Linked DNA regions of Homo sapiens: region 2 is linked to region 1. A link is an interaction called in ENCODE POLR2A ChIA-PET data of the cell type or tissue named here. Cell type or tissue: GM12878. All regions are shown on one strand. Each heading gives the region's core, and the rest is flanking DNA. Links, peaks and the distances in the headings are about the cores only. Region 1 has its middle 81 kb from the start of ADGRA3. Region 2 overlaps ADGRA3 (adhesion G protein-coupled receptor A3).

Evidence for each region. Peaks named below come from ENCODE experiments on the same cell type or tissue, not always from the same donor. Only the 100,000 strongest peaks of a DNase experiment are listed, where the experiment ranks them.
Region 2: POLR2A ChIA-PET joins it to region 1 with 17 read pairs; 3 of 35 experiments call an interaction of 5 or more read pairs at or near these places.

The regions. Positions count from the first base shown.
Region 1 is chr4:22,591,051-22,602,101 of GRCh38, reverse strand. It overlaps the pseudogene RPS27P13. Among named protein-coding and RNA genes, the nearest start is that of ADGRA3, 81 kb to the right of the region's middle. In GM12878, for the core only: no CTCF peak of the experiment used is centred there; DNase peaks (open chromatin) are centred at 6,121 and 6,361.
Region 2 is chr4:22,480,728-22,491,778 of GRCh38, reverse strand. The region is part of intron 1 of ADGRA3 (adhesion G protein-coupled receptor A3); the gene reads left to right. Among named protein-coding and RNA genes, the nearest start is that of MIR12115, 29 kb to the left of the region's middle. In GM12878, for the core only: no CTCF peak of the experiment used is centred there; no DNase peak of the experiment used is centred there.

The sequences.
Region 1 (11,051 bases), core at 3,548-8,547:
TCCAATTGCATCTAAATAGATGTGAGAGTTGAAAGACCTATAAGAGGCTTCTCTCGCTTTACGATGTCTTATTATTTTTTTTTTTTCCTTCCTCTGGTTGATGAAATGCCAGGGTGAAAGGGATAGCCAAATGGACTAAAGCACAAGTGCAACCCTAGTTATTCAGCAGATTGCCCAGTAAAGGTCCACCGCAATACCACCACACATCCGCTCAGGGATGAACAAGGGCTGACTGGTTGATAAGCTCTTGAAAATTCTTAAGCTCACTGCATCCCTTCAGGTCTCCAAGGAATGCTAAGTCTCCTCCCTGCCATGAGAGACACTAAGTGAACTTAGTGTTGGGAGACGGAAGCTGGATGGCCCTCAGTGGCTGACCCGCAGGGACTTCGGGATATAGCAGAGAGAGCTTGGCATGACTTATTACTCCAGGCTGTAGAATCCTGGAAAAGAGCTACCACGCAACCCACGCCTGGTCGACTGGAGGACCACCTTAGTGGAAGGGGGACAATCAGGGCCTCTGGACTGCCATGTGCACAAGCATAACAATTGCTTTTGTTTAACGTGCAGATGGAACATCTGATCCATTTCAACCAGGCATTTGCATCTTGGTATGCTGTCTTAATTGTCAAAGTTTGTTTTAAGTCTTTAACTTCTAGGATCCTCTAGTAAAATGAACGTCTTTTTAGCACCTATTTTTATTAGTTTTTAGACCAAAGGAAGCTAAACATCATTTTATATCTAATAACGCTTCTTGTATGATTTTTATACCAGATAAGTTAAATTTTACCTTTATATTAGTGTGTTATTAATGTTAAACTTAATTTTAATAAAATCTTGTAGATATATTTATTCAATTTTTCATGTTTGACCATAATGTAAGATTTTATAGACTCTTTTTAACCTTTTATATTTTTTGTTAAAGAGCAGATTGATGCTTTAAGAAAAACCTGTTGCATTTTTAATGTCCAGTTCACAGAAAAACTGGATGATACCTTTTTAACTTTAGCTAATATGTTTACACACAGAATTTTCTTTACAATTAACGTTTTAAAACTTGCTTAAACTTTTAAAACAATAATTTTTTTAACCTCTTAATGTAGGTAAAAATTTACATTTTTATGTCTTCTTATAATTTTGGTTTTTTTGAAGATAACCATTTCTTTTTTTTAAAGCGAACTTTATGTCTTTGAACTAGACTGTCTAAGGCCACAAGATTAGAAGTTACCATAATACATGTTACACTGTTAACTTTAGCAAACTTCACTTTTGTTGAAAACCTTGTAAGTTTGGGTTTTCAATTGTTCTTTGCTATTAATAAGACCTTGTTTCGTCTAAATTAACTTAGAATTGGTATAGGTGGCCTCTTTTACTCTCTGCTGGTCTTTCCTTGCCTCTGCCAGCCGCTTATGCTGCTGTTCTCTTAACTACTGTGGAGGGGGGAAGGGGGTCTAAAACCAGCTGTAACTGTCTATGTACGGAAACAGGTCTGGGTGCCTTGGCTTACAGGTTACCTTGTGCCATACCTTTGAAACAAGGGACCTGTCCAGGCTTCCTTCTGATGGCTAACCCACCTCTAATGCTGGCCAGTGTATTTCACACAAAGCTCTAAGTTTCTCTAGAGTCATAGTGACTCCATAGTCTCCATTAAATCCTTTCTTGAAATGTTTTTAACATAGTTTCCAGTGGGGTGGGCTTACTTTGCGCCTGACCCATGTTTTTTCGAGACAAAACACCACGCTCACACCACACACACACACCACAAAACAAAGAACAGGTAAAAGGGCACACACACACACTTTTGCTGTTTACGCCAAACCAAAATCAAAACCAAAATCACAGTATCCAGAAATCCAAGCCAGGTCAAAAACCAAAACCAAAGTATCCAGCAATTCAGTTCAAGTCAAAACCAGAACAAAAGTGCCAGTACAGGCACACCATGGGTGATCAGGCCATGCTTCCACTCAGATGGAGTGGGGCAAGTTCAAAAGACTAGTCTTACCAAGTCAAGGCAAGTCAAAACCAGAACAAAGGTGCCAATACAGGCACACCGTGGGTGATCAGGCCACGCTTCCACTCAGGTGGAGTGGGGCAAGTTCAGAAGACTAGTCTTACCAAGTTTCAGATGTCCGGACTCCAAGTGCCAGTTCCTTCCCGGTGTTCAGCCACTGTGTTAATCCTCCGCGGGGGCCTGCTACCTGTTGCTCTGGTGAGGCGTTCCACCAGGACAATTTCCCACCCGGGAGCGCTCTTTGGAAGGCGTCACTCAGGCTGGTCAGAGTCCCCCGCAGGGATGCCCCACAGGGCAGGCTTAAGTAGCCTAAGGGGCTGCCTCGGCCCTCCCTCAGTCAACTCACTTCCTGGTCAGGGAACCAGGAGATGTAGCAGGACGAGCCACCGACAAAACCTCTCAGACACCGAGTAGTAGAAGGAAGGGCTTTATTCAGCTGGGAGCATCGGCAAGCTATTGCCTTAAAATCCAAGCTCCCCGAATGCACAATTTCTGTCCCTTTTAAGGGCTCACAACACTAAAGATTTCACATGAAAGGGTCGTGATTGATTTGAGCAAGCAGGTGGTACGTGACGGGCTGTATGCACCGGTTGTCAGAGAGAAACACAACAGGGCAGGGAGTTTCACAATGTTCTTCTATACAGTGTCTGGAATCTATGAATAACATTGGTTTCTAAGTTACGAGTTGATTTTTAACTACTGGGTTTAGGCCAGGCAGGCCCAGGCCCGGTTTCGGGCCTGGCGCCGGGCTGCCTGTCTTTGGTTTTACTTCCTTGTTGCTTTTTCTTAAAACAGGTACTGAGTATAAAACAATATAAAACAATATGAGAGGGTCTGTCTCTTCCCTCCATAGGATTGTGTTGGAATAACTCTGGGAAGATACGTTCTCCATTTGCTCTGAGGGCTCCTCAGTAGAATTCAGCTCCTATTCCCACTGTGCTAACTTGCTCGATAATCCACCCTATATTCTGTGCCTTTCCTTTCTCAGTTCCCTACTTTCCTGCCAGTGTTTCCTGGAATCAACACTAAGTTAATAACTTGCTCTCAACTCCTTGACTTAAGGTCTGATTCTAGGGAGCCACCAATGATGACATTGTCCTAAAATCACCCAACTAATAGGTGGAAGACCTGGGCGATCTGACCCAGAAGCTGATGCTCTTCATACTTTGAAGATCTCTCCAGCCACCATGCTCCTGACCTCACAACAACTTTCTTCTCTCTTGCACTTCCAGTCTCCATCCCAGGGGAGCGTCCCAACTCCCGTCTCCAGGGATGACCCATGTCTCTGGCCCCCTGGTGCACCCAAGCCAATCCCCTATTCCAGTGTCATCTTATGGACTCATCCCCCTTGCCTGTGTGTGGGGAAAAGAAAAAGAGATCAGACTGTTACTGCGTCTATGTAGAAAGAAGTAGACACAAGAGACTCCATTTTGTTCCATACTAAGAAAAATTCTTCTGCCTTGAGATGCTGTTAATCTGTAACCCTACCCCCAACCCTGTGCTCACAGAAACATGTGCTGTGTAGACTCAAGGTTTAATGGATTTAGGGCTATGCAGGATGTGCTTTGCTTGCTTGTTAAAAGTCATCACCTCTCCCTCATCTCAAGTACCCAGGGACACAAAACACTGAGGAAGGCCTCAGGGAACTCTGCCTAGGAAAGCCAGGTATTGTCCAAGGTTTCCCCCCATGTGATAGTCTGAAATATGGCCTCGTGGGAAGGGAAAGACCTGACCTTCCGTTAGCCCGACACCCATAAAAGGTCTGTGCTGAGGAGGATTAGTAAAAGAGGAAGGCCTCTTTACAGTTGAGATAAGAGGAAGGCATCTGTCTCCTGCTCGTCCCTGGGCAATGGAATATCTGGGTGTAAAACTCAATTGTATATTCCATCTACTGAGATAGGAGAAAACCACCTTAGGGCTGGAGGTGAGATATGCTGGTGGCAATACTGCTCTTTAATACAATGAGATGTTTATGTATGTGCACATCAAAGCACAACACCTTTTTCTTTAACTTGTTTATGATACAGAAACATTTTTCACATGTTTTCCTGCTGACCCTCTCCCCACTATTACCCTATTGTCCTGCCACATTCCCCTCTCCGAGATGGTAGAGATAATGATCCAAAAATACTGAGGGAACTCAGAGACCGGTGCCGGCACGGCACGGGTCCTCCATATGCTGAGCGGGGCGGGTCCTCCATATGCTGAGTGCTGGTCCCCTGGGCCCACTTTTCTTTCTCTATACTTTGTCTCTGTGTCTTTCTTTTCTCAGTCTCTTGTCCCACTCGACGAGAAACGCCCACAGGTGTGGAGGGGCAGGCCATGCCTTCACCTGTGAAAATCTTTTTCTTGCCAATCCCTGGCCATAACACACACACATGCACACGCACACGCACATATACACACACACATACACATACACACACACATGCACACACACACACATACACATAAAAAGAAAACTTGACATTTTGAAATTGCAACCCAAGACAGCTGGTTCCTTCCTCTTCACCACATTCCAGAGAACAAGAGGAAGAACTCTGTCTAGCAACTGTATACTTCAGAACAAGGTGTCAGAGTCAGGGTGCACCCCTCCATTGCTCCCCTATAACCCTCTTGGACACACACATTATTGTTGGCATTAACCTGAAATGCAAGGGGAGGGGAGGCTGGCTGACCAATACTAATTTCAGACAACTAAATACACGGAAATATTAAACAGCCATATCCCAAATCTATTAGATATCTGAAATCCAATGAAATTTATAAATCCTAATAGTGAAAACACCAACTTATTCTACTTCTTTCCTGCCAAATGTAATTGATTGGTTTTTGCTATTGCCATCCCCATTTAATATGTACAGACACAAACCTAAGAAATAAAATAGTGAGGGCCAAACATTTTGAATGTGTTTCATTTATAAAGTTGCAGTTCCTCCTTAAGGTTTTGAGTTTCTTTAAAAAACAAGACACCCTGCTAACTAATGTTTACCGGGTTAGAATTAGAGAACTGGACTACATGCCTGACTTCTCCATTCATTTTACAGAGTCACCTCAGGCAAGTTATTACACAAGTCTATCTCGATTTATTTATCTGTAAATTTGCAAACAAAAGAATCGTCTCATTTTTCCTGCAAAACTTGGAAGGAAGATAGAATGATAAATCTATAAAAGCATATTGAACCCCTTGGGGAACAGCCTTATCTACTTATATACATTAAGGTTATGTCAGTTTTCAGCTTCCGATGGTCTTGTCAAACCAGAGCACTATTTCCAATAGAAACTTCTCCTTGACATTCACATTGTGTTACGTCCTCAGTCCTCATATTTTAAGCTTGTTTGGCTTCAAGCAGAAAAAAATAGGAATTAAATCCAAAAATTGAAAGAACTGGCAAATAAAATCACAGTTTCAATCCTTGCATCCAAGAGGACCATAGAAATTAGCTTGTTGGATCAACTTGAATAGCCTCACAACAGAAACAGCTGTTTTGTGTCGAAGCAGTTGAAATATTGGAAAGCTCATAGCTTGGAGAGACTGTAATTCAGTAGTTTCTCTCTTTACCCACTCTCCTCAAGTGTTCACTGTTCCTTCCTGTTACCCATAATTGTGATTTCTTTGCTTCTGTTTTCTTTCTTTGCCTTTGCCTCCACTTAAGTTTCTCTTTTCTCTTTCCCATTTCTATCTCTCAATTGTCTTATCCTTCTCTTTTTTCTCACTCGTTTTTATTGCCATTGAACATTTAACTTTGCTACATGTTGTTGTGAGAGAGAAGGAAGAGGAGAAAGAGATGAAAAAAGCAGAATAAGAAATACTTACCTAAAAACTGCTTATCATATAGAAATTGCTCAAAAATATTCAGTGCCTAAATCAATAAAAATATCTCATATTTATGGAGAACATATTTACATTAAGGAATCTCTACAGGCATTTCCTATCATCCAACAAGGTAGATGCTGTTACTATCTTCATTTTCCAGATAAGGAAACTGAAGCTCAGAAAACCAAAATCAGATAACCAAGGTCACCCAGAGAGAAAACGACAGAAGAGGACACATAACCAGTTCTATCTGACTCAAAAGTCCATGTTCTTAACCACCATACTCTCTTGTAACAGGCATATGCCTGGTGCTTTCCTGACATCAGTTCATTTAACGGACATTAAACCAGAAATAGATTGCTTGATATATGACGCAGCTGAAAAAAGCCAGACATGACTAAGACAGAGATTTGAGACACCAGCTCCACCAATAGCTGTGTTAACTTGGCACATTATTTAAATTCTCTGAGCTCAGGTTCTTAATCTGTAAAATGAGCTTATCTGTATCTACTCTTCTGTTTGATGCAGTGATTAAACCAGCTTGCTCCATGCCCTGGTCTGTTAACTAGACAAACAAAATGGAGAAGAATATTCAAGAGAGAGGAAATAAGTCACGGAGACAGGAAACAGAAATGATTCTGCCTGGTTCAGTTTCTCCCAGATACCCTCCCTCACCTGCGAGCCAGGATTCCTCTTTCATACTTTCCTGAGCCAAATTTTTTCTTGCACTTTCATGCACCAAGTTTTTTCTCCATCTCATTACCTCCCATAAGTATAATTATAATTCTTGGTTTTCTTATTTGTATCTCCCTACCCCACCCTGTCCCCAAGGATGCCCCATAAGATCAGGGACCAAATCTGTCTTGCTAGCTATACCACCAACACACAGCCCAGTGCCTGGAGCGCAGATCGTGCTCAGAAAACACGTGTTGAATGAACAACTGAAGGTGGAAGGGCAAAGGGAAGGATGGAGAGTGAGATGGGGCAGATGGCACTGGATAGTAGGACTCCGTACTCATTCTTCCCAGTTGTCCTCAGGGTCTGTTGGAAATGCAGTCACAGTCTTCACCCCTCTCATAACTATGCCATTAGCTTCTGAAGCCCTTGAATCAAGATTTAAGAGGAGTAGCTGTGGCACAGAGGGACCCAGGAGAGACACACTGACCTGTGTCCCCAGAAAAGACTGACTTTTGAGCACCCCACCCTCTCCCATCATTTATCTTATCAGTGACTGGAGACAATTAGGTCTCCTTGATGGTGTGAAGAAATATAACTGCACTTCTCTCTAGATTCAAGGTAAATCACAAAAGATACGTTATTAAGAGTAATATTATAAATTACTCCCTGGGCAGTGCCATCAAGGCCCATGAATCCAGCTGCAGGGACCAGCCAACAACTCCTGAATCTATACCCAGCTTTTCAGTCCTGCTATCTACCTCCAGCTCTCAAAGGCACCTTAAACTCAAGAGGTCTGAAATTGAAGATAGTGAATGCCCACACCCACCCCAGGGCCCCCATAAAAACTGCTACTTCTATTTCTTCTCTCAGAGAGGAAGTACTTTTATTTTCTATTTGCCATTATGACTTGGACCACTTTGTCTTGGCTCTGTGGCAAAGGATTGGACAATTCAAATTTTCCAGAGGTCCCTTTTCTTCACTCTTAACAAAGCCATAGCAAGTGCTTCTGTCTCTTATTTACAGCCATGCTTTTTGCCTTTCAATGAGAAAGTAAAACAGAATAGTTTCCAGAGCTTTCAGAATTTTTTTTTTTTATCCAAAATGTGTTTATTGAGATGGTTTCCCACTCATCTTGATTCAGAGTGCTTTTAGTGCTGCTTCCTCGTGAAGGAATAACCTTCTGTAAGCCTCGCTTTTCCTCCTGTAGGCTGGCAGAGGACAGTGGAGCAGCCAACACACAAAACTACCGTTTGTGCGTGGCTAAAGACTGTGGTGATTATATAGCATCCTGGGCATTTCACATCCATGAAGTAGGAATTGGGGCTCTGCACCAGGCGTTTCTTCTTGTGTTTCCTCTTCTCCTGTTCTGGAGAGGGATGAAGGAGATCCTTTGCGAGAGGCATGTTCTCGTGTGGGTTATGTCGTCACAGCCGGAAAGGCGCTTTCAGAACTTTTTCCATTGAAATGCAAACACCCCCCTGGCGCCTCTGAACATTCTGAGAAATTGTTGGGTTTTGGCGATGTTTCCAGAAAACCTGGCTTTCTTCTCCTGTTCATGGCTGGTTTAAGTTCTTCCCTTTCCAAGCACATTCGAGTGAAGTCAGTTGTTGACTGTCTCTTGCAGGGCAAACTCCCAACTTGAACGCTAAACAAAGAGTAACTTTTTCATTCCAAATTTGGAATTGTTACCAGTAAACCTCTGAACCCTACCTTTGTTACATCTCCTCTCCAAATGTGATTTAGTTTCTCGACATGTACCCTTCTCCTTAACCCTGTCCGTGACTTACCACAGCCCTGTAGGCAGCTTACATAATGACAAGGTACACAAAAAAATCAGTGTGTGTTGTAAAGATAATGGCAGACATTGCCTTGGATTCTCTAATGTAGCCATCCTAACTGGTCTAAAATTATCCATCCACATTTTAAAATATTTTATACAACCCATGCTCTCTAACCCAAAGCATCAGTGTAACATATAATAAAGCCACCAATCTTTTCTGTCTTCATTTCCTCAATAGGATAAGTAATCTGAATGGGTAAACTAAGAAAGCAATTGCCAAGTGTTCAATTAACACATCACCAGATTCTGATCTTAGAATCAGCTCAGATATGTCTTCCTTACTTATTGTCTATAATACATAACCTCGATCCTGTAGTGCCACCATACACTGGCAACCTGAAAGATGTTGTGTTCCCCACTGTTTCACATGCGCTCATCTTTTGGGGAGGAATCATGTCTGGTTTTACTTTCGTTGTTCATAAATTAAACTCAGTGAATATTTATTTAATAACTGTGTGACCTAAGAAAAAAACTTATCTTATGGCTCCTAGCAAATTCATGCTCAGACAGAAAAGAAGCTCTATCTCATCTGGAGTGGAGCTAACAGTGGCTAACGCATGTGGAAGAAGAGCAAGTGAAAACTAAGAAGGAATAAACTGTCCTCTATTACTTGCTCTGCAAATCTGGTAAATCATCTGCAATCTCCATCTCCCACAAAATATCAGATATTCAAATATCATAACACACCCCAAATAAAAATTCTTATCAGAAATTAGAGAATAAAATTCAAGTTAAAAACACAGCTGTTGGCTGGACATAATGGCTCATGCCTGTAATCCCAGCACTTTGGGAGGACAAGGTGGGCAGAGCACCTGAGGTCAGGAGTTCGAGACCAGCCTGACCAACATGGCAAAACCCCCATCTCTACTAAAAATACGAAAAGTAGCCAGGGGGGTGGCACATACCTGTAAACCCAACTACTTGGGAGGCTGAGGCAGGAGACTTGCTTGAACCCGGGAGATGGAGATTGCAGTGAGTGAAGATCGTGCCATTGTATTCCAGCCTGGGCAACAGGGTGAGACACCATCTCAAAAAAAAAAAAAAAAAAAAAAAAAGAGAAAAAAAGTGTCTAATTTAATAATAAACTTCTTTAAGACTCTGTTTCATCTTCTGAGAAGTAGAGTCTTACTATTATTTCAGTGATTCTACAAATCAGTCATGGGCCTTTACTTACTGAAGTCTTAAGTAAAGCTTTGCAAGCCTATGACCCAAAATCAAGTCCAAAGATCAGTACTCATCTTTAACAATAAAATTTACATATACAGGTAATTGTGATTGTCTCAAAAAGGAAAACATTTGAAAAACCAAGTGGCAGAAGAGACTGAAATACAAAACAACTTTTAACCATGAGACTCTAACTACGGTTCACATCTAGACACTAAGAGGGCTCAGGCACAGTACTGGCCATACAGTATATGCTGAAGATATTTTTCTCAAGTTATGTAAATATATTCTAGAGCACTCCCTGAGAAGCAAAGTAGCAGTTCTGCAAAACTGCTGATCAGCCAGCACATCTTCTGGATGTTATGAGAACAAGAAGAAAATGGCATCACCCATGTGAGCCATATTGACCTTGACCTTGTGACCAGGAAAGGCACTGTCTTGGACCTCTCCTCTCAGCCATACATCCCACCAGCTCTCCATTCCACTCCATGGCTGGCCAAGATGTATTTTTCTGAACATATTTTATACACTTTAGCAGGCTCCAGGAGATGAGATCTTTTGGGAGGGGCTCAAACTTGAGGCCGTAACTAAAGTTCTAGTATGAATAGCAAGGTTCCTAAAGATGGATTTTAAATAGCAATAAATTTAATAATCGAAAGTACTTTAAAACTGTAATTCACAAGGCAAAACTTGTTGATTGGAAACTCTCATTAGCACAATAGATTCCTCTTTTATTATGGACACATACACACACATACACACACACACAGTCCTTCCATATGAAGCTAATAATACAGACATGAGGACTGGGGACATGTGTGGAGGTTATCAATTATCAATGTTTCTATTCTAAGAAATGCAATGAACTTACTATTTATCACTAGAAGAAAAAAATGCATTTTTCTTACAGTTGAGGGATTGCTGAGGGAAGTATACCATATTTGTTAGAAAACAATTTAAACCGGGAAATAAGATTTTGAGTAGGTGACATACATATGTAGAAAATGGAGATTCTTTAAAAGCAATTTGCTCAATCCTTAGAACTTTCCAAGTGACCACATTTACAAAGGAATCAGTACAATCACTTTACTGGGGAAAAGAATACTGGAGAGAGAATCTCAGTTGAATCATAAATTCACTCAATTTTTAGTATTCTGTTGCCTGTCTCCTATTTAGAATGTCATTCTGGGATTCTAACATATGGCACAGAACAGTACTGAGGGCCACAGGATCCAGGGTGGCAGAGGCAGGGAGAGGTAGGGAGAGAGCTAGGTTTAGCAGCATACTGCTTTAAATCAGCTCTTCTGTTATATAGTAAACATCAAGATGTGTCAGTTTGCAAAGAAATAAAATGAAAAATTGCTTTCAAAGCCCTCAGAATCGTCCTTGCTTTGAGGCATTGGAAAAAAGTTGATTTCAATAATTGAAAGAGAGTTGTGCAGTGCGTGAACAATCAGCTCCCCAGAAGATCCTGTCTACACAGCCCACTGACTTCCACGATATCTGAGTTAAGATTGTTCTATACCCACAAACAAGCCAAGAAG
Region 2 (11,051 bases), core at 2,136-7,135, 110 kb after region 1:
CAAAGATTGGGCTCAACTCCAGATACAACAAGAACAAGTGGAGGTTTATAGCTGAAGAGGTTGGAGAGTCAGTGGATGGGAAATTACTAAGAGGAAGACATCAAGGGTAGCGAGATTCTCGCTTAAAGGACCCTGAGGATTCTTGTTGAAGGCAGTACGGGATGATCAGATATCACTTGGTGGATGTTGGAAGAGAGGGGTTTGACCAGATATCGTGGGTGGGAGCATTCTCTCTAAACTGACTTCGGAGGATTCTTGCTACAACTCTGAAGGGACAGACACTGAAGGCTAAAGTAGAGGCCCCCTTGAGAAGAGGGCTCAAGGGAACCTGACTAAAGGTTTGGTCGAGAGTATCTTTGCCAAGTATTAGAAAAAATTATACCCAATTGTTATATTTTGATTTTTGTCAATAAAAACTTGTGTGATTATTTGTATCCTCTCATTATATAAGTACCTACATCATATTATGGATCTTGCCTCTTGGCCTGCAAAGCCCAAAGTATTTGCCGTCTGGCACCTGGCAAGTTTCTTGACTTCTGCCCTGGAGTTTTATTACTCTTCTCGTGAATTTTAACAGCCTTACATTTAAACAAAGTTTACCATTGATAGGAGGACCTTGTGCTCATTGCTCTCAGAGGGCTGGCTGCAGGCAGAAAGAGCTTATTTAATGTGGCACACATTGTTTTCCAGTTTTTTTCCTGGATGTTTTCAGCTGGACACCCAGAACGTCTGCCTGCCTGTCTTTTTCTGACCACTTGTTTGCCTTCTCCCTCCCTCCCTTGATCCATTCATGAACTCAGGAACACCCTCACTATTGGTATCTCGGTTCTCTGGGGCCATTTACACCTGACTAGAGGATCTGCTCACTCCCTGTGCCTGGACTTCCGACCTACAGAGCTGTGAGCTAATAAACAGGTGTGGATTTATGCAGCTCAGTTAGTGGTAACTTGTTACACAGCAATAGAAAACAAATACAGATCTTTGCAAGGTTATCTCACTTTAAATGATTTTCCCCTTCTTTGTCTGCCCTTTAAATTTCCACTAGTATTGTTTGTTTTTCTTTTTACAGCAAAGTTCAGAAATGTTTCCCCAATCATCTTACTTTTCAGCAACATTGAAATTCTGTATTCCCTAGGATTCAGTTACATATCCCTCTTGTAGCACTTAACACTTAGTGTACACTTGTGTAATATTAGTCTTTGAGGTCTGTTTTTGTATTTCTGCTCTCACTCCCAGGACACAATAGTTGCTCAAATATATTCTGAAATAATGAGTAATAGGTCCGACATCAAGAATTTTGGCTGAAAAAAAATCAGAGACTCAGACTCCTATAAGAACCTCAGGATGGTCCCAGTAGAAAGCTTTCAATTAGATTAAAATGCCAAATAAAATGGCTTTTATTATATTCATAAATATTAAGTGTCCAGTGTTCTTTATTGATATACAGACACCTTAAAAAATGGGTTGTCTTTTCTCTTGCAGCTAATGTGTTCATAAGATAAGGTGAAGTGTTATTTAATAAACAGTTTTTCATTTTTAGGCATTTTTGAAAGATATCTACTATGGCATTAAAAACGCTTCAATTTTTCTTAACGAAATGCTATTTAATTTCATGTAAACTTACAGTTTAATGCTAAGGCAGAAAAATAGGTTATTTCCTTTTTATTTATGACACTGCTAAATAAAGAATTGAAAATAGAAAAAAAATCAGGCCTCCTTTATTTTTTAAAATGTCAGATCTTTGATAAGAATGCCTGGAAACTTGAATCTTATTTATTGAACCGTTTCAGGAGTTAAGGGTAACCACGAGCCCAGGTTGGAATCTGTTGTCTCAGTGTAATTATTAATGGCAACTCTTTTTATCCTCCAGTGTGTTTGATGATAAATTGTATTGTGACCTTATAGTATATGCTACCTGTTGATATGTTTGACTTGCTGTCTCATTTTGAATAATTGTTAACCTTGCAGAGATTGAAGTTAGAAGTACTATTGTAGATGGTTTGGGAAGGCAGAATATACTGAACTCTCCCCCATTCACCAAATCTGTAGGAAAGATATTGAAACCGAGTGATGGAAATACCCACAAGTTTTCATGTCTGTTTGGAAACTTGAAGGATCATTTCTCTATTATGGAATTTGGAAATTTTAGTAGAATGTGTCCAGCTATGCATCTTTTTCATCAGTTTCCCTGGCTTGTAGTTAGTCTTACAAGTCTCTCTTCAAATGAAAGATATTTCCTTTTCGTTATTTTTTTTGCTCATGTACATATTTATATTTATACATTATGTTTTTGTTGTGGGGAAACATACATGTTTATCATTTTAACTATTAGTGTACAATTTAGTGCCATTAAAGACAGTTGCCTGTGGTGTAACCATCATGATCTATACCCAAAATATTTTCATCATTCCTGATATGGTTTGGCTATATTCCCACCGAAATCTCATCTTTAAGTATAGCTCCCATAATTTTCACGTGTTATGGGAGGGACCTGGTGGGAGATAATTAAATCATCAGCTGTTTCCTCCATAACTGTTCTCATGGTAGTGAATAAGTCTCATGAGATCTGACGGTTTTATGAGGGGCTTCCCGTGTTGCTTGGCTCTCATTCTCTCTTGCCTGCTGCCATGTAGGATGTGCCTTTCACCTTCCACCATGATTATGAGGCCTCCCCAGCCATGTGGAACTGTGAGTCCATTAAATCTCTTTTCCTTTATAAATTACCCAGTCTCAAATATGTCTTTATCAGCAGCATGAAAATGGACTAACACAATTCCCAACATAAACTCTGTGCCTGTTAAATAATATCTCCCCAATTTCTCCCTCCCTCAGTCCCTATAACCTCTATTCTACTTTCTATGGAGGCATTTCCTTTTATTTCTTTAATTATTGCCACTCTTCTCCTTTTTTTCTCCCAGGGGACTTGTATTACTTGCATATACTGTAGGAGTCTTCATGATTTGCTTCCCAGTAGTGGCTTTTGTTTACTGAATTAAAGTAAAATTATGTTTTCCCCAAATTTTAAATTTTCTGTGCTGTTATTGAATCTTCTTAGGTTGACTCAGGTCTGTCTGCTTTTGTATTTCTGTACTGTTACTTTCTGTCCCCTCTGATAGCCCCATGTCCTTAAAAGCAGACTTCTGGATTGTTCCCACGTTTTCTTTGGCCTCTAGATCCCCGAAGTAGCCATGCTTTTCTCTGCCTCCCATGGCCCTCTTCACGCTTGCGTTGGGTTAACCCCTTACAGCTCTTGTTAGCCTGTGAATTGTACGAGGCTCAGGGGTGGTCCCAGCCCCCTGAAGCCTGGTGCTGTAGGCACCAACTGAGCTCATCTGGGGAGTTAAATGATGTCAGATCTCCACAGCCTAAGATTTTGTCTGTTGATTCAGGGGGTGCCAAGGCTTTGACTTTTTTTTTTTTTTAAAGCTTCATAAATTATTTTGATGTGCAGTCAGAGTTGAGAACCAATGTTCTGCACCAAGGGTAGGCAAACTCCTGCTGTCTAGGCCTGGCTAGTAAGTATTTTAGGTGTACAGTTTCCGTTGCAACTACACAACCCTATACATGTGAAAGCAGCCATGAAACAATTCACAGATGAGTGAATGTGGCTGGGTTCCAATAAAACCTTGTTTATAAAAGCAGTTTACAGGCTACAGTTTGCTGACCCCTGCTCTAAACAGATCAGCACCATTATCCCTGTCTATGGATTCCGGCACTGAAGGTCAGAGCAGGGATCACTTGTCACTTACGTTTATACTAGTGTCAGGTAGCAGCATGGATTCAGATCTGGGTACCCTGACATCCGGCACCCCAACATCCGGCACCCCAAGCTCTGGCTTCACCCGCCACACTTTTGCCTTTTGCTTCCCAGGCGCCTGGCAGCTGTAATTCAACATTCTGTAAAGTGGGTTTGGCGGGCCATTGTAGTGTTATCACTTCAGAGAGTTTCTTGGTTAGATAAATTGGAGAAATATTTAACAACACAAATTTGAGTAAGCATCTTCAATTTAGAATGGTTTTATTTGGCAGGTAGTGCTTGCCGAATGCATTTGGCCAAAGAGCTTTTTGGAGAGGCTATGTATTCAAACTCTTGTCCTGCTCTGTGGCTCTCTTGTTGGTGACAATGGTGTAGTGTTTCCAACTTTAGATGAGTGCAGTGTGCCGTCATCCTGCTTTGTCATTAGATACCACTTATACTGTTATTTAGACCAAGGGTCACCAACCCCCAGACCTTGGACCGGTACTAGTCCATGGCCTGTTAGGAATGGGGGCTGTACAGCAGGAGTTGAGTGGCGGGTGAGCAAGCATTACTGCCTGAGCTCCACCACCTGTCAGATCAGCTGAGCGTTAAGAATTCTCACAGGAGTATGAACCCTATTGTGAATTGCACATGCGAAGGAGCTAGGTTGCATGCTCTTTATGAGAATCTAATGCCTTTGAAATCATCCCTGTTTCCCCCATCCATGGAAAAATTGTCTTCTGTGAAACCAATTCCTGGAGCTAAAAAGGTTGAGGACCTCTGATTTAGAATATATTGTCTCAATTTAAATTTTGCTCATTTAAAAATACTTATCTAAACAATATCTGTGAAGTTGTAGGTTTGAGTTATTTTACCATGTTAGTGAAAACATGTTAGAGGAATGTTTATGAACCCCAGAGGCGTTAACAGTTGGGGGAGACTGGTGTGGTGGAGCAGATGCTGTTGACCTTTTCAGGAGAGAGCACAATAGCCCAGCCTGGTTGGTATTCAACCAGAAGATGCTGATAATGAAAACGTCCACTATCAGCTTTATCATTCTCTAGCTGTGATGTCCAATTGCATGGATCTTAGAAAGCAGTCATAGGGCCTGCTTTAAGTGCTTCACCACACATTCTCATATATATTTACACAAGCCTTGTATTGTCTCTTAGAAAGGCCTGGGATGATATACAGATGAGGCATTAAGTAACTAAGAGGTTAAGAACTTGTCCAAAGTCATGAAGCCAAATCCTGGTGTTAAGATTCAAATTCTAGTATTTTGTATTCCGGAGTTTGCCTTCTGTGATTACTATTAAATGCTCGGTAATTATTGAGGGAGGGCAGAGACTGGAAAAATGACCCTAAATACAAAATAGGTTAGAGTTGCCAGCCAGGGCACTGAACCACATCCTCACCCCTTGGAGGTTCCCCTGCATCTGCCTCCCTTTCTTTGAGTTGTTGGAGCAGGATGAGTATGGCACTTTAAGAAGGGTTGTGGTCAGGGACATCTGACTGTTTTACAGAGGACCTGGGACTTTAGATTTTGGTTGATGTATGAGGTTTTCTTGTTTTACGCAGATACCCTTGTGATTAAAAGTAATAATGGTCAAGCTTTTTCTATGAGTTGTAGCTTTCCCTGGACGACGGGGAAAAGATGGGCTAGAAACCAAGCCGTCCATGAATCACTTAGCATCCAGAGAGGACATGTAAAAGAGGTTGGAGGCTCTACTTTTAGGAAATGACCCCTTTATGGCCCCTTAAGTAGATATACAGTGAGCTGCGTCTGTTTACTTTTTCTCCTTTCCTTTCAAAATTCTGTTGAAAATAATAGAAGAAGCATAAAAATATGGAAAGATCCATAACAGGGCTGCAAAATGAGAAAGTTGCTCCAGAGACCCCGGAAGCATTGAGGACGTTGTGGAATAAATAAAGCAGATGGGATCAGATTGATGGCGAAACTCCACAGCAAAGGAAGTAGGAACTTACAACCCAATAGAGACAGAAGTGGGAATAACTAGAAAAATGGATTTTCTTAACAGCATCCTGGATGATTCCCAAGAACTGAAACCATAGGGGGTGGCAACAAAAGTGACTAATGAGAGCGCCTGGCCAGGAATTAATAACCTGAAACAGCTGCTCCAGTTCTGCTCTCAGTCTGGCTCTGAGGGGATAGTGGTCCAGTTTGCTTCTGCAACAAGGCCATTTAGCTTAGTTTTAAATAATCTGGGAGATTTGCCAAGGCAGAATATAGTGGGCGACTGTATAGCAGGAGGGAGAAGTTGTAGCAGGTGCCAGGTATCTTTTGTGTCTCCATCTCCACGGATATGAGGTTTCTGAACCTAAAAGTAAAGGCAGTTCATTACCCATTATTTTCATGTGTGCTAAAGAAATCCTCTGCAGCAACTAATAGTGAGCGTTCTAGCCCCACATTTGTAAATATGAGCCAGCAACCAAGAAGGATCATCAGACATTTGAGAAGAAATCAACAGAATGAGAGGCCACCAAACCAGTCCCATGGAACCACTGGGGAAAAGTTAACACAGGAAAATTCTAATTCATAGTCTCAGATCCAAGAGCAGAGCAACTGATTAAAGAAAAAAAAAAGCATCTAATGGGAAAGGTTGAGCAAAGGAGGAGTTCTTACAAGTTAAGTGTGGGATTATAATGTTAAAAAGCTCTGGTGTGGGCCGGGTATGGTGGCTCACACCTGTAATCCTAGCACTTTGGGAGGCCAAGGCGGGTGGATCACTTGAGGCCAGGAGTTCGAGACCAGCCTGGCCAACATAACAAAACTGTCAAGTATGGTGGCCCATGTCTATGATCCTAGCTATTCAGGAGGCTGAAGCAGGAGAATTGCTTGAACCCAGGAGGTGGAGGTTTCAGTGAGCCGAGATGGCACCACTTCACGCCGGCGTGGGTGACAGAGCGAGACCCTGTCTCAAAAAAAAAAGTGCTGGTGTGGGGTCAGTAGGTGGGCTGAAGGGAGAAATGGAAACAACCAAGGACTTAAGAAAATTAGTCTTCTGGAAAATTAAGCAGAGGATTTATTCCACAATTCAAAGCAGAACGTTATTAAGATGAGAATTTTGAAGCAGAATTAAGAAATGTGAAGGTTGGAACTAAGAGATGGAATATCTGGCTAAGGAGCAGATGGAGAAAAAAAAAAGGCAGCCTAAACAATTCTTTGATTCAAGGATGCCATCAACAGTCAGATGCTTATTTCCAAACAACTTTTCAGCGAGGGAGCCAGAGATCTAATTATTCTTAAGAGCTGGTTTCTCTAAACGTGTACATATTTTTTTCCCACCCAGTGAAATGCCACTTCCTTAGCACCTCTGTCACCCCCAGCCTTCTCATGCTGAATCACTTAACCATTTGTATTCTGCATGGTATCATTTTAGTACAAAGCTGCTTACGCTTTTTTTTTTTTTTTTGGAAACAGGGTCTCACTCTATCGCCTAGGCTAGAGTGCAGTGGCGTGATCTCAGCTCACGGCAACCTCCACCCTCAGGGCTCAAGCGATTCTCTTGCTTCAGCCTTCCTAGTAGCTGGGATTACAGGCATGCACCAACACGCCCGGATAATTTTTGTATTCTTAGTAGAGACGGGGTTTCACCATGTTGGTCAGGCTGGTCTCAAACTCCTGACCTCAAGTGATCCACCCGCCTTGGCCTCCCAAACTGCTGGGATTATAGGCATGAGCCACTGCACCTGGCCTGCTTACACTTTTTATTTGAAAATAATTTCAAACTTACATGACTATTAAAAGAATAAGAATAATGGGTAGAACCTCTGTATATTTTTTACCCAGATTTACCTGATTTTCCCATATTACTAGCATTTTACCCCTTTATTTTTTCTTTTTATATATGCATGGAAAATATATTTAAAATCATTTTAGGGTATATTGCGTGCATTGTAATTGCACAGTTTTTCATAAAAGTAATCTTGACTTTTTCTTTAGCATCTTTAGGTTGTGATAATATAATTTGGATGCCTGTGTTAGGTTTTGCATTTTTTTACTTGGGGTTCATTTAACAGCTTTAAAAAAAATGTAATCATGCATCATTGGAAGTTTAACTGTTTTTCTTATAAGTTAGCTGGCAGCTTACCAGTTGTGACCTGCTTGAATGATAGTTCTCTATGACACATGAATGAATCCCTCCAGCCTCTCCTCAACTTCAAATTCTGAGAGATTTGATATTTCTCTGCCTTTAATTATGCTGACTGTCGTAGCATATGCAATCTTCTATTACACAACTGTTTATTTCAGTGCTGCATCATAGTGAAACCTTAATGTATAAACATTAAGCCATAATTAAGGATCCAGACTTAAAATTCAACCACAGTTTGTGTGTGTGCCAACAATGACAACCACTGATAAATGCTTAACTTCCTCCTTTTTCTAACAGCTGGAAGATTCTTTTGCTATCAGTTTTAAGATGGTTTTAAGTTTAGAAGGTCTAACATGTAGAAAAAGTATCTTAGGACACTTTTATTGCAGTATGAAGAGAAGGAAGAGTACTAGACATACTCTGGTAGAATTTTTGATTTCCAGAAAGAATCCCATAAGACTTAAGCAGGAATAAGGCTGGGACTGAGATTTATATTTCTGATCTGTACCACTGCATGCCATTAATTATAGGTGCTATGTCATTATGTCCTCAGGGAAGATCTTTGAACATAGAAACTTAAACCCAGTTTTATTTTTTACTTCATTAATTCATTGCACAGATGTTGTGGGACCTTTTCTGTTGGGTCTCCTGGGAAGCACATGCCAGAGGGAAGCACATGCCAGAGTGGAGCTAGGAGTTAAAGATGTTTACTAGGGGGAATTACTATGAAAAATAAAGAGAGAAAACAGAAGCAGGCATAAGAAGTCTTCAGATGGGAATTGCAGGTCTAGCACCTGTGAAAGGAGAGGGGAAGGAAAGGTCTGAGACTGTGTCACAGCTATGAGGAAGGCTTGGCCAGCCCTTTGCAAAGCTCTGGTAGAGATTGCCCACCAGAAGTCTGCTGGGTAGAAATGCAGAGCCCCGCTACCACTGCTGTGCTCAGTCATTGGCTGGGGACTGCCTGCAAAGTGCATGACTCTGCTTGAAAATTGACGGAGGCAGATCCTCTAGACGTCTGTGGCTGGGGGCCCTCAGCTAACTGCTCTCCTGCCCCAAGGCCCTCTTTTAGAAAGACAGCTGAGTAGGAGCATGTGGCTGCAACAGTCACTCATACTTGACACTGCTGGAATGTTAACTCTGCCATTTAGTCTGTGTGTGAACCTCAGCAAGTTAGCTAATTTCTTTTGCCTTGCAAATTTTTGGTAATTGTTTTGAAGAAAATAATAATATCTACATCATGGGTTTTGTTTTGTTTTGTTTGAGACAGGGTCTTCCTCTGTGGCCCAGGCTGGAGTGCAGTGGAACTATCATAGCTCACTGCAGCCTCAACCCCCTGGGCTTGAGCAATCCTCTCCACTCAGTCCTCCAAGGAGCCAGGACTACATGCTCACACTACCATGCCTGGCTGTTGTCTTTACTTTTTTTTTTTTTTTAAGAGTTGGGGTCTCACTGTGTTGCCCAGGCTGGTCTCTAACTCCTGGGCTCAAGCAGTCCTCCTGCCTCAGCCTCCCAAATTGCTGGGATTATAGGTATAAGCCACTGAACCCAGCTGTATCACAGGGTGCTGGTGAAGAATGATTGAGTATATTCACTGCACAATATGATCACTCAGATATTCACCATTATGTTCTTTTTTTGTGAGGATGCAATTATGGTCAAATTGGAAAAGATTTTTATACTTTATGTATTTTACTTTGTTGTGAGAGAAATGGTAGATACACAAATGCCTGAACAGAGTGATTTCAAATAATGAGAAGTGTTACAACAAGGTGAATAGAGTGAAGGCAAAACATTTCTTGACACACAAGAGCTAAAGCATACCACCCAGAATTATTTTCTGCAAAAATGAATGAATGAGTCAATGCATCCAATCAAAGGAAGAGACATTGATGAACCAAGTAACTAACCATGCTTATGACAAAATTGATTTAATTGCTGATGCCATGTGGGATTAAATGTAATTTTAATATGAAGAATTATCAAATGGATGGAGAATTTTGAGATTCAGTAGATACTCTCATTTTTGCTAGGAAGAATTATTTTAGAAAATGGCGTTTGATTTGCATTTATCTGAAAACAGAATAAGCTGAGACAGAGTAAAACAGAAGTTGGCAAACTTTTTCTGTAAAAGATCAATTAGTAAATATTTTAGGTTTTACAGACCAGAATGTCTGTTGCCACTACTCAACTCTGCTGTCCTAGCACATCCTCAATATTTGGTAACTCTTGGTCCTATTAAAATTATTGTAGGAGGTATCTTCTGAAAGAGGAAATCCTTTGTACACGTCTGTTTTACTCTGTAAAACTTTCACAAAAACATACAAATAAAAATAAAAAGCAGCCATCAACAATATGTAAACAAATGGGCATGGTTGTTTTCAACAAACCTTTAAGGGCATTGAAATTTGAATTTCATACAAGTTTCATGTGTCATGAGGTATTGTTCTGATTGTTTTTCATGCATTTAAAAATTTAAACACTGTTCTTAGAGGTCGTAGGCTTTAAAGAAAACCAGTGGCTGGCTGGGTTTTTTTGCTTTTGAACTAGAACTTTGAAGAATGTTGGGAGTCACCAGTTTTCATGACTGGGGTAAATGAAGGAAAGCACTGAAAATTTATTTTTGAGGAGTTAACATTCCTGATTTTTGCTTATCACAGGTGGCTCTAAAACTTTAGGATGTGTACCAATTGAAGTTAGTGACTCACCTGGCCCAAAATCTAGCCAACCTTCCTTTCTTATCTCTTTTTCTTGTACTTGATAAACAATGTTGTAGCAATAACACATATTATTATACAGGCCAAATCTAACACAGTGTCAATTTACATTAGTACAATTTGTAAAATGGCAAATCAGAAATGTCAAGGTGTGGAAATTTTTATTGTTTTGAGACTGGGTCTTGCTCTGTCACCCAGGCTGGAGTGCAGTAGCCAGATCATAGCTCACTATAAACTCAAACTCCTGGGCTCAAGCGATCCTCCTCCTTGGCCTTCCAAAGCACTGGGATTACAGGCATACTAGGGCCTCAAAGAGTGGAAATTTTAAATATGTAAATATATGCCTTGATCTTTCTGTGTGAATACCTAAAGTGCTTCCTCTCCCTGAGTCCTACAACACTGCATCTTTCTGGTATTTCATTTTGTAGATAGACAAAAGAATTCCATAAAGTCCCCTATTATTGGAACCAACGTAAGTATACA